2 separate regions of the Homo sapiens genome follow, and region 2 is linked to region 1. A link is a contact called in ENCODE Hi-C data. All regions are on one chromosome and are shown on one strand. Each heading gives the region's core, a stretch centred on a gene start or an enhancer-like site at or near the end of the contact. The rest is flanking DNA. Distances are from core to core; before and after follow the strand shown.

Region 1 (6,634 bases), core at 742-3,241:
TACGAGCTTCCAGGAGAGGACCTCATTTATTTCATTAGTTCTTCTCCCTTCAAAGCCAGCAAACACAGGACTCCCTTCCTGGCTAGGAGTCAGAGTAGGTGAAGATGATCTGCTATGCACAGGTGTCTTCTTTTCCAGGTGCAGGAACAGCTTGGGCACACTGGTGGACATGTCCTGCTGCCAGCGCTTGGGCTGAGGTGAGGTGCTGCTCTTAGAAAGCCTGTCACAGTTGGCGGTGTGGGGCGAGGACCGCCTCAGAGACTGCACTGCTTGCGGCTCGGCTTTGCGCCTTTTAGGGGTGGCTGGTTCACCGCTGGTCGACTGACTCTCTGTAGACTGCGGCCTGGATGGATTCAACAAACGTAAGCTGGGAGAGAGCTTCTCCTGGCTCCTATTAGTATTTGTGGCACTTTCCTTAATTGCAAGAAAAACCTTAGATGCAGTCACCTTTTTATACTGAGCTTGTTCATAGGGATAGAGTAAAACCAACGGGAGAGTGTAATCAAAGGTTATTCTTAATCCATCCACCATCTCCTTACAAAGGTCAATATTCTTTTCTGCTGGGATATAAGGCACGTTCATGCTGGCATGTGGCATAGCGTGATGGTGACGAGGCCTCTCATTGGCTGAAAAGGCTGCACTGATAGCAAAATGCTTCACATAGGATTCCAAAATCGTTATGATGTTGGTGTGGCATGGAAGTTGCACTAACCGTTTCCTCCGATTAATGTAGTAACAATCATCCTCCAGCTGCCTCTTCAGAACTTCAGGGATTTCTAGAGTTACTGTTCTTTCTTCCATTTCCCTTTTTGTTTGAAGCTCCGGTTCTTCTTTCACTTCAGTCTTTTCTTCAATATCACATTCTTCACTTATTTTTTCATCCTTGTCTTCACTACTGTCAGAGGAACTGCTTAATGAGTTTTCATCATTTTCATTTTTTTCTTCGATGGAGAGGCCTTTTAAAAAAAGACAGAGTCAGCACCAAGCAACCTGGAGCGGCTGCTTCTTTCTCTCTTGCTCCTCAGGTGAGCTACAGCATTTCTTGCCAATTTATGCTGTAATCTACGAATTTCTTTCTTTCTTTCTTTCTTTTTTTTGTGACAAGAGTTTCGGTATTGTTGCCCAGGATGGAGTGCGGTGGCGCGGTCTCAGCACACTGCAACCTCCGCCTCCCGGGTTCAAGTGATTCTCCTGCCTCAGCCTCCAGAGTAGCTGGGATTATAGGCGCCCACCACCATGTCCTGCTAATTGTTTTGTATTTTTAGCAGAGACGGGGTTTCACCATGTTGGCCAGGCGGGTCTCAAACTCCTGACCTCAAGTGATCCGCCCACCTCGGCCTCCTAAAGTGCTGGGATTACAGGAGTGAGCCACCGCGCCCAGACCCTAATCTACGATTTTTTTTTTTTTTTTTTTTTGAGACAGAGTCTCACCCTGCCGCCCAGGCTAGAGTGCAATGGCGATCTCGGCTCACTGCAACCTCCGCCTCCCGGGTTGAAACGATTCTCCTGCCTCAGCCTCACAAATAGCTGGGATTACAGGCGCCCGCCACCACGCCCAACCACTTTTTGTATTTTTAGTAGAGACAGAGTTTCGCCATGTTGGCCAGGCTGGTCTCAAACTCCTGACCTCGTGATCCACCCGCCTCCGCCTCCCAAAATGCTGGGAAACAGGCGTGAGGCACCGCACCTGGCCAATCTACGATTTTCACTGGGCTCACGAAGCACATGATCTTCGGCTACCCATCTATCCCAGCTTCAGTTCCAACCGTTACAACGGATCAGCTATTCTGGGATCTTTCTGCCTTTTTCGCCTTTCCCAACAATAACATTAACAATCTAGGTCGGACGGCGTCCGACGGGAGCGTCCCACGGGAGCCTACGCGGCACCAGGCTGCACGGCAGGGGAGATTTAACGCGAAGAGAGAAACCCACCGTAGTTAAAAGGCCTCCTCCGTCGGCGGCTTGCGTCCGCGTCCCGGGCGCACACGTAGCGCCGGCTGCGCGACAGGGCGCGCGCGACGCTGCCGACGGCGCATGCGCGGTCCGGCATGCCGGGCGGAAGCCCCATTTGATTTCTAATGCTATTTATTTATGTATCCCTTGTCTCTCTTTAATTAATTATGTTGTTGAACTTTATCTGTTTTACTGGTCTTTTAAAGGAACCAGCGCTTAATGTTTCTTGATCACGTTTTTGTTTTTATTTTCTTTAATTTCTTGACTGTATTATTTTGTTCCTTTTAACTTAGGTTAAACTGTTCTAAAATCGTTTCTTGAATTGAAAGCATAATGAATTTACTTCCATTTACTTTTGTTTGCTAATAAATGCATTTAAGGCTGTCTATTCTCTGAGTACCAGTTCGTGATTTTCCTTTTGTTTCCTTCTTTGATACAAGCATTATTTAGAAGTTTTTATTACTATTTCTACTTGCAAGATAAATTTAATATTATTCCCTACTTTAAAAATCCTAAGTATACTACCAAGAGATATTGAATATTAAAATAATTAAAATTTATAGTCCTAACATTTTGCTTAATGATAAATACTAGAAGCATTTCATTTGTCAAGAAAAAAATCATTTTATATTTAATTTTAAAATTAAATATGCAATACATACAAAACCTTTTGTGGCATGCATAACATATAAAGAATAACAATAAAATGTCACTCATGTTGGTGTTTGAGTTCTTATGCTCTTGCCAACACTTAGTATTGTGTTTTTGCTAATATTCCCAGTGCAAAATTGAAGTAAAATTTGTATTTTTCTCCTTTATGATAGGCACTTTTGGTGTCTTATTTAAGAAATCATTTTATGTTCCGTGGTTATAAAACTTACCTCTCACGTTTAAACTTTTAATCCACTGGAACTGATTTTTGTATTTGCTTTAAGGTAGAAGGCCAATTCTCTTTTCCTTAATGTGGATAACAAATTGTCTTAGTAACATTTATTGAATAATTTATCCTTTCCTCACTGTTCTATAATGCCACCCCTGAACTGTATCTCTTCTATGTGTACATTGGCCTGTCTCTAGATTCTATATTGTATTTCACTGGTCCTTTTTTTTCTACCTTTGCACCTAATCACAGTGTTATAATAACTATCTAGCTGGGTAACTCTTCTCTCCTTGTTCGTTTTCCTTAGCTGTGTTATGGCTATGGTTGACCTTTGATTTTTCCATATACATCTTATTACCAGTTTGTTAGTTTTACAGAAACTCTTTTGGCATTTTCATTAGAATTACTTTGAATCTATAGATCAATTAGGGGGAATAATTGATATATTTATGCTATTGGATCTTCTAATCTGTTAACATGGAATATCCCTCCTGTGATTTAGGTCCTCTTTAATATCTTTCAAAAGATGGAATAAATTATAGTTTTCTTTATAGTTATAATTTTAGCAGTATATATTTTATGAATTATAATTTTATCAGATACATTTTGTTGGATTTTTAGAAGTCTTTTGTAAATTATATGATTTAAAGTTCCATTTTTCTACTGTTGATGTATGAAAATGCAATTGACATTTTAAAATTAGAATTTAATGAAATAATTACAGATTCACATGTAGTTGTAAGAAATAATTCAAGATGCCTCTTTTATACTTTAAATAGTTTCTCTGAAGGTAACATTTTGCTTGTGTTGGCTTTATTTTGCTCTTCTTTTTCTAATTTTTTGAGCTAGGAATATAAGTTGTTGATTTATAGCATTTAGTGCTATAAATTTCCCTCACATAATTGCTTTAGCTGCATCCCATATACTTCGATTATGTTTTCATTTTCATTCAATTCTATGTATTTTTAAAAGTTTCCTTTTATACTTCTTCTTTGATCCATGGCTTATTCAGAAGTACGTTGTTCAATTTTTACGTGTTTAGAGATTTTCTTGTTGTCTTCCTGTTATTGATTTCTAGTTTGATTCTATTATCATCAAAAGACATAATCTATATTATTTCAATACTTTTAAACTTGTTGAGACTTGTTTCATGGCCCAGAATACTGCCTATTTTGGTGTACGTTCCATGGGTGCTTGAAAAAATGCATATCCTGCTCTTGTTGGGTGGAGTAAAAGACTCCACAAGTCACTGAATGCTGTCAGTGGTATCCTTTGACTGAGATATTATTTGGCAAATAAAAATGAAGAGTTTGGATGTCTTGTCCTATATATAGTAGCAAGATGGTTCTCCAAATAAAACAGATGAAGATTCAGTTGAATATTTGCTTCTATTGTAAAAAATGTATAATCAATGACAAATTAAACAACTGAAATATTGAGAAATATAGTTATATTTGAAAGTTAAATGAGATCTTTCTTAATCTTTAAAAAAGTGAGATCAAAGTGAAGGGAATTACTATGGGGTTAATCAAGAAACTTACATAATTTAAAAATAACTCTCAATGTTTCATCTTTGTGGCAGACATATAAGGATAGGATTAAGGATGCTGATTTGGAAACATGTTATGCTAATTTAGGTTTTATTAAAAATTATGTGGTGATTACATTCAAAGATCTGTATAATCATGTGAGATCAGATCAGGTTGGGCAAATTAACCTCAGCATTAACCCACATTTCTAGGAGGAATTAGTTGCGCTACTAAACAATGACTTAGAGGTCAAACTTGACTTAATCTAATTACAGAAACTTTTTATTCTAGTTAAGAATTTCATGTCTACTGTGTAGCATAAGTAGCTTATTATAGCATTTTTGGCTACACAGTCAGGTGGAAAGGGTTCAGAGCAATAATTCAGTTACTGCAAAATATTGCTCATATATAAAAGAACAGATTTGAGACTTGGGAGAGATGAAACGCAGGGATCTTACTAAGTTTTATTAATGAAAGTTGTTTTAAGACATTTAATACTATTTCCAATCTACATACTAGAAATAACTAGAACAGTTTTGTAATATAATGAGAAGTTTTTATCGTGAAAATTAAATGCTGAAATAATGTACTTTTGGATTGCTGGTTCAAATCCACTGTACAGCTTTGAAACAACTGCCCAGTGACCTACAGTAGAACTTTTCTGTGTCCTCTTGGGTTCTGAGTTCTTTTTCCAGGCTGTTCTCCGTGCCTATCACCTGTTAAAGGATATGGCTCTGAGATCTTTCTATTACAAATGCTTTGCATTTGGTAAGATTTCAAGCCTGTGCCATTGTTATTACCCCATACGATGACCTAAATAATTTGCACAAATATAAAGCTTCCTAATATTTTCAACTTTAACACTCTGTAATTTGCCTTGTCATCTTATTCTTCTTTCAATTAAAATTATTTCCCCTTTTTCGTATCTTCACATAAATATGATCTACCATTACTAAACACTAACTTTAACTTCTTGTGTTTATTAGTACTTCAAATTTTTGGTTCTAGTGTTTATTAGTACTTCGTTCATTTTTCTGTATCTTTTATACAGAATGGCTTTTAATTTTCTTTCATGATTTTTTATAGCAGCTGAGCTTAAATATTTACTTTCATGATCATTTCAATATTGCAAGGGGGTCAGGAAAGTCTTTCTAAGAATGACATCAAAGGCAAGAAATAGAAAGAAAATATGTTTAAAAAATGTGAATACATAGAAATGAAACATTTCTTTATGACAAAATAAGACACATTTAATAAACAACAAAATGGAAAAAATAGTTGCATTCTATATTACAAAGGTTTAATAGGAAGAACGTATAAATAAGAACATGAAGACTCCAAAAAGAGAAAGGACAAAGTTCATAAATTGGCATTGTTAAAAGAAAAACTTCAGCTGAATTAAATTTAATGGAGTTTAATTGAGCAATGAACGATTCATGAATTGGGTAGCTCCCAGAATCACAGCAGATTCAGAGACTCCAGCACAGCCACATGGTGGAAGATTTATAGACAAAAAAAGGGAAGTGAGGTAGAGAAACAACTGGGTTGGTTACAGCTCAGCATTTGCTTTCTTTGAACGCAGTCTGAACACTCAGAAGTGTATGAGTGATTGAAGTATGGCTGCTGGGATTGGCCAAGACTCAATTATTGTTACAGTCACATACTCCTAAGTTAGGTTTTCAATCTTGTCTACCTATTAAGTTAGGTTGCAGTTTGTCCACAAGGACTCAAATATAGAAGTATGGAGTCCTTCTCAGGCAAAGTTTAGTTTGGTTTAAAAGCATCAACCAACATGGAATACAATGGCTCATAAATGTGTGAAACTTTCTGCCCCCCGAACTAAATTAAAAACCGTGAATCATCATTTGAAACCTATCAAATTAGTAACACAAAGAACAATAACAAATATTAGCGAGGGTGTGAAGAAGTGAATATTTTCTTATGCTTTGCATTAATTTGTATAAACTTTCCAGAGGTCAATTTAGTGCTATGTGTGAAGATCTTTTAAAACATGTCTGTTCTTTGATTTAACGAAGTCTACTTCTTGAAATGTATTCACGGTAATTGTGGATGTTGATGAGGATTTAGCTGGAGGACCTTTAGTGAAACACTGTTGATAATGTCCTATACTACAGGGATGGCTGAGTAAATGGTGATAGATACTGATTTGTGTTCCACTAACAACGCTTTTGAAGAACTGTATTTATTGGCATCTAAAATGTATTTAAAATTTTTAGTACAAAAGGAGATTCCAAACATATGTATTACATAC
Region 2 (6,236 bases), core at 2,476-4,975, 440 kb after region 1:
CCTTCCCCAGTGCCACACATGGGATGAACCAGTGTCACTTAGCATTAAATATTGCATAACTGATGTGCTCTGTTTTGGGATTAGACATATTCTGTGCCAGAAATAATACAACTGAGAATAATTGCTAAAAGGGACCAAGATAAGAACCTACACTTAGGAAAGAACTAGAGAGAGCTAGGAAATACTAGGAATGTCACAAAACACAAAAGGGTTTTGATTTTGATTATCTTGTCCCATTACTCAGAGGGGCAATCCTTGCAGTGTTTCCATATCCCTCTACACAGTTTCCAACCTGTGCCCACCAAATTAAAGCAACAACAAAAACCCTCCAAATTTCTTAAATCCATGCTGCATTCTTGTGTCTGACTACAATACTGGTAGAGATGGGAAGGGTTTCTTGGTGCATTTAAGGAAAACTTTGTTTCAGACACCCCATATACCACCAAAGCCATCACTGCTAGGCTGGTGATGGTTTAGATCTCTAGATCAGTGGTTCTCAAACTTGAACATTCCTTAGTATCCCCTGGAGGGCTTGTGAAAACATAGACTGTTGGGCACACTATCCCCAGAATTTCTGATTTGGTAGCTGTGGGGTGGAGGCCAGGTAAACAGGTGATGCTGATGTGGATGCCCTGGGGACACTCTTTGAGAACCACTGCCATAGGCAATTTCTAAGGGCATGGGTGATCCGCCTTTTACAATCTCTCTGATGCCTCATGCAGTCAGGACAGACATGTGGATGTGAAAAGGATAGGGGCCAGCAGGATTCCTAAATGCACTCATTAACACATGGTGCATTCCTTACTATGATGTTCCTGCCTCAGTCAGTCGCTGTTAGGAATTTTACTAACCACGAGAAGAGCCAGAGGACAGGAAAAAGAATCTAAGCTGGTCATCAGGTGACCAAGGTTTTGGTCAGGACTCGTCTACTTGCTTGGTGGTTGATTTCAGGGAAGTAACCTACATTATCTGTTACTGTTTGGTCTTCTCAGTGGAAAGTTCTCTCATCACATTAGGCTCTTAATATGACAAAAAGAAACTTAGGAAAGCAGTTTTTAAAAAGCAAAGTTTATTCTTGTTTTGTTTCTGTTTGGCTGCTTATCATACAGCAGAACAGACTACTGAAAACTGGACATTCAAAGCCTGAATTTCAAGACCTCACACTTGACACTTCCATGAAAGCAGGCAAAAGACTCAGGTGCAGGCAAGGAAAGGGGCTTCCACTGGTAGACAAGACCTTCATGCTTAGCCTTTGGTAACAAATGTCCAACAAGGAATGGCAGGTGATTTGGATGGTGGTAGGAGCGTAACAAAGAGGAATCTCAGAGCAGGGCATGTGTAAAGTTCCAGGCAGGGAGCAGCAGTGCTATTTCTCAGGACTCAGCAAGTCCTAGCTTGCAGGAGTGGTTTCAGGACAGGAGTCTCATCCCCGGATATTATGAGCCCCTCCTACCCATTTCAAATCACCTCCTAGGCTGGGTGCCAGATATTAACTAGACGGCTTCCACGAAGCAAGCTTGGATCAATGCTGGGTTTGCACCAAAGAAGGAATCCTTTAATCCCTCCCCTTCTTTTTTAGAGACAGGGTCTCACTACATTGCCCAGGCTGGTCTTGAACTCCTGGCCTTAAGTGATCCTCCCACCTCAGCCTTCTGAGTAGCTGGCATTACAGGTGTGAGTCGTTGCACCCAGCTGAATCCCCTCTGACTGAGAAAAGAACTGGCGCCAAGCTGAGCCTGAACTTGCTAATGGTATGAGTCAAGGAGTGTGCCCAATTAAGTTAATGGGCTCATCCATTGCCATGTGGACTATACAGTACCTGCTACCCCAAAGAGGCAGAGTCTGTTTTCCCACCTTGGGGGTGGCCTTGATCGTGAGACTTGCTTCGTCTAATAGAATGAGATAACAGTGACCGAGCACTACTAGTTTTGAACCTAGGTCTCGAGAGACCTTAATGCTTTTTTTTTTTTTTTTTTTTTTTTTTTTTTTTCTGTTTTGATCTTCTGCCATGGCCATGAGAAGGACATGCCCAGACTAGGTCACTGGTCCTGTGAGGAGGATGAGAGCTGTGTGGGGCAGAGCTGCCTCAGCTAAATTCTACCAGCCAAGCCCAGGCTAGAGCAGTGACCCCAGATGATCCCCCAAATGCACGAATGAACCCAGCTGAGGTCAGTCAAGTTCAGTACAGCTCAGCAGCCAACCCTCAGCTGATCCACTGACACATAAGCCACAATAATAAGTGCTCATTGTCTTAAGGTACTGAGTTTGGGATAATTTGTTACACAGCAAGAGGTAACTGATACAAGTGGCTACTATGTTAAGCTTGGGGATACCAACATGAATTAACACTAAATATCCACCTGCAAGTAACTTACAATGTAATGAGGAAGCAACAGTTACAATAAGGTAAGTGATATATGCTACTAGAGTTAGGGTTAGAGTTAGAGAACTTGAGAGGAACTTAACGGGTGCTATAAAAAAGGAACTCAATAGGTGCCATTCGGGTTCAGAGAAACAAGGCACAAACTCTGCCTTGGAGGTTAGCAAAGCCTGAGAATGAGAGTCTTGTCTACCAGTGGAGGCTCCCTTTCATTGCCTGCTTCTCAGGCAGAAAGGAAGTTTTCTCCAAAATAACACATGTGCCAAGCAAGGTGTGGACAAATAACCAGACAGCTCTGAGCATGCCCTGCATCGAACACTAGACCAATTGCTTATGGTTGGAAACAATTGAGATCAGACCCAAGGTTTGACTCACATAGGAACAAGTTAACTTCCTGGGATCCAGGGCAACAGAATCCACCTTCACCTCCAGTGGGCCATCTTGCGAAGGAAAGCTGTTGGACTCTAAAGGTGCAGTGGGGTCGGTCCATATCCATGGCCAATCCTGAGTGAGGGCCTTGCTGATGTGGAGAACCCCAGCTTAGTCACTGAGCAGGCATCTCCTTGTCCAAATACCAAGGACAGACACCGCAGGCCACCGACCACTGTAACAGCAAAATAAATTTGTTCCAGGGAAAATGCTAAACATGTGACTGATTTTTTTCCTGTAGTTCTTAAAAAAAAAAAATTCCCTGTGCATCTTGATGATGCATCATTTGTAAGATGCTTTGTTTGCCTACAGTGGTGTCTGGTGGAGGACTAGGGATGGACACTCTAATTCAGAAAGTAAAGAAAAGTAATTGACAGCTTTCCTTCTGTAATTTTGTTTGAGTTCATAAAATAGAGAATTGCTGTAAGCCTAAAAGCAACTGATGGCTGACACCAAAATCGAAACATGGATATGCTCAGCCTGACATCTTAGGAAGCCGCCAACGATACTGTGTGCAAGCCCATCACCCAGCATCTCCCTGGGTATCCCAGGCTTCTTAACCAGAGGAACTTGCACAGAGAAACCAAATTGTGGATGGTTACAGCCATGTGAGTAGGGCTGATCTATCTTTACCTGACAACTGCACATGCAAGGTTAGCCCTTGTTCTGAAGAGCAGATTCTTCTCTGAAATCTGATGCTCTTTGTCTGGACTTTTCAGAAGGAGAGAGAGCATAATGCTTAATTTTATAAGTGACTGATTTGAACTGTGTAACGTCTAGAGATATTTCTCAGAGGTTTACTATCGGTCACAAAAAATATAACATGACTCAGAGAAGAACTGATTTCCCTTTTTTGAAAAGTAGAGAAGCCACAGGGCAAACAAATGAGGCAGCTTCCCCTGGCTCATGCGGAAAGATTGACGTCAATCTCCAAGTAGCTGAGACAGCTCACGCTTGCTTGGGCTCATGAGGAAGAAGTGGAAATCTCTGTGCCACAAAACCCAAAGGCATAATGTCAAAACCCCATCTGTAAGCAGGAGAGAGCTTCAAGGCTGGATGGGCCATGGTCTGATTACAGAGCCAGTTTCACAAAAGACATGGGGTTTACAGCATCACAGGGAGAAAGAGGAGATCGTCAGTTAAATGAAAGAGAACAGTGGATAAAATGACTCTTTTAAGTGTGCTGCCTTTCAGTTCACTGGCTCACAATTTAATGGCAAATAACCAGAAAAATGCCACAAGTCGTCCTTGCTATGAAGTCTCCAAACTCTAGCTAGGTTTAATGGTGCAACATCTGCATATTTGTATTAGTCTGTTTTCATGCTGCTGATAAAGATATACCTGAGAGTGAGCAATTTACAAAAGAAAGAGGTTTAATTGGACTTATAGTTCCACATGGGTGGGGAGGCCTCACAATCATGGCGGAAGGCAAGGAAAAGCAAGTCACGTCTTACGTGGATGGCAGCAGGCAAAGAAAGAGAATTTGTGCAGGGAAACTCCCATTTTTAAAACCATCAGATCTCATGAGACTCATTCACCATCATGAGAACAGCTCAGGAAAGACCGCCCCCCACCCCCATAGTTCGATCACCTCCCCTTATGGGAATTGTGGGAGTTACAGTCAAGATGAGATTTGGGTGGGGACACAGCCAAACCATATAAATATTCCAGCTGCCACTTTGCAGAGTAAATGGTGAGAAGTGATTGGAATCTGGATATAGAGTGCAGGTCAAGCTGACAAATTTTGTATATGGTTTACATGTAGAGCATGAGAGAAAAGAGAAGGCAAGGATTACACCAAGGCCATGACCTGAACAGCTCTTGCCTCGGTGCCTCCAGGTGTGTGGGATGTGTTTGCTTTCTGCTTCTACCTTTCTGGTGCTACTATCAACTTTTTGTCCAGGAACCCCTTGTCTATGGAGTTGTGCCTTCCAGTGGTGTAGACCATCTGCTTCTTCTTCCCAAACCAGGAAACCGAAATGCCACAAAACAGCGCATGCCCTTACTGCGTGTGAAGTCCTTCGGCATTTTATCTTCTCTTCCATTAGTTGTATTTTTTAAAAAGTTTCTCAAAATCCACTACACAGATTCTCTATCCTCTATCGAGTCATGACCCACAATTTTGAAAATCACTCTTTCAGACAACACTGTATGAGAATATTTTTCCTGCTTGAAGCCAAGGGAGAAATAACACTGCTTCTATCCCCAGGCACACTCTAAAGGACACTGGAGAAAGGGGACAGAACCAGCAGCAGGTGCCCACACGTCAGGAAACACTCATCCGCTGAAACAGCTGAGCTTGCCTGGAGATTTGCAAGCAATATATCCAGGAACAACTCCTGGGCTTTTCTCCTGCTGAGCTCCCAGGATCACTCCCTTAGACTCAAATTGTCACCCCCAACTCGCTGTGGTGGCTGCATGGTCCAGATGGCGCTGCACCAACCACTCCTCTGGGGCTGGGACTCTAGGAAGCAAGTGACACACCTTCTTAAGACTAACCCGCAGGTCGGCTTTCTTATTTTTTTTTAAGCAATAATCTCTATGGAGACACCAACAGAGGGTAACAGTAATCATCAACAGAGAGAAGGCTTCGGAACACACAACACTTTCAGAATATGACAGTTTATAATGTCTTGGCCCATATCTACTGTGAAGCAGCAACATCAGTCTTCCAGCCTCTGACCATCACTCTCCTTTGTGAAGGCCCAGCAAGGAGCCCTTTCTAGTCCATGTTGATCAGCCACCTGCCTTGAGGAACTCGATTTAGGCTGTTTTATAACCATTGATTTGTGTTCATTAACTTAAACCTCGTCTCTTTTTAATGGGTTCTTCTATTAGTCTTAATAGTTTTTAATTTGTAATTAAAGTTTCCTAGAGTCACAAATTAAATATCATATCACAGGCAAATATAGATCATTTTGTCTTCTTGACTTAAAAAGTTATACCTTGTATTGCTGTTTCTGGACTTATTTCATTGCCCCGAACTTTTAGAGCTACATTAGACAATAGGAAATGGCAGGTATTTCGGAATTTATTGGAAATGCTTTCAACTTTTCTTTTCTTTCTTTCTTTTTGAGATGGAGTTTCACTCTTGTTGCCCAGGCTGGAGTGCAATGGTGTGACCTTGGCTCACTGCAACCTCTGCCTCCTGGGTTCAAGCAATTCTCCTGCCTCAGCCTCCCAAGTAGCTGGGATTACAGGTACACACCACCACACCCAGCTAATTTTGTATTTTTAGTAGAGACGGGGTTTCTACATGTTGGTCAGGCTGGTCTCGAACTCCCGACCTTAGGTGATCCACCCGCCTCAGCCTCCTAAAGTGCTGGGATTACAGGCAAGAGCCACCATGCCCAGCCGCTTTCAACTTTTCTCTCTTAAAGTATAATATTGTCTCGTTGGTATAAGATGTCATCCTATAATATCTAGT

Evidence for each region. Hi-C counts contacts between places; a loop is a spot of excess contacts on that map. Pooled maps may share reads with other maps.
Region 2: a loop to region 1 is called in a pooled map, with 3 times the contacts of the local background. The contact joins the enhancer-like site here to the promoter of MSL3B in region 1. A Hi-C loop is called at or near these places in 1 of 168 maps with a recorded cell type or tissue (naive thymus-derived CD4-positive, alpha-beta T cell), 4 of 37 single-sample maps with no recorded cell type and 13 of 50 pooled maps.

The regions. Positions count from the first base shown.
Region 1 is chr2:233,866,395-233,873,028 of GRCh38, forward strand. MSL3B (MSL complex subunit 3B) reads right to left here and starts at 1,992. Exons shown (of 2, transcript NM_001425333.1): 1 at 1,933-1,992; 2 at 1-956. The coding sequence starts at 801.
Region 2 is chr2:234,305,251-234,311,486 of GRCh38, forward strand. No RefSeq gene overlaps it. Among named protein-coding and RNA genes, the nearest start is that of LINC01891, 150 kb to the right of the region's middle. RefSeq lists an enhancer at 3,793-3,932. Within about 2 kb of position 3,726, at least 5 of the 41 ENCODE cell types and tissues checked have a DNase peak (open chromatin) inside an H3K27ac peak, as active enhancers do.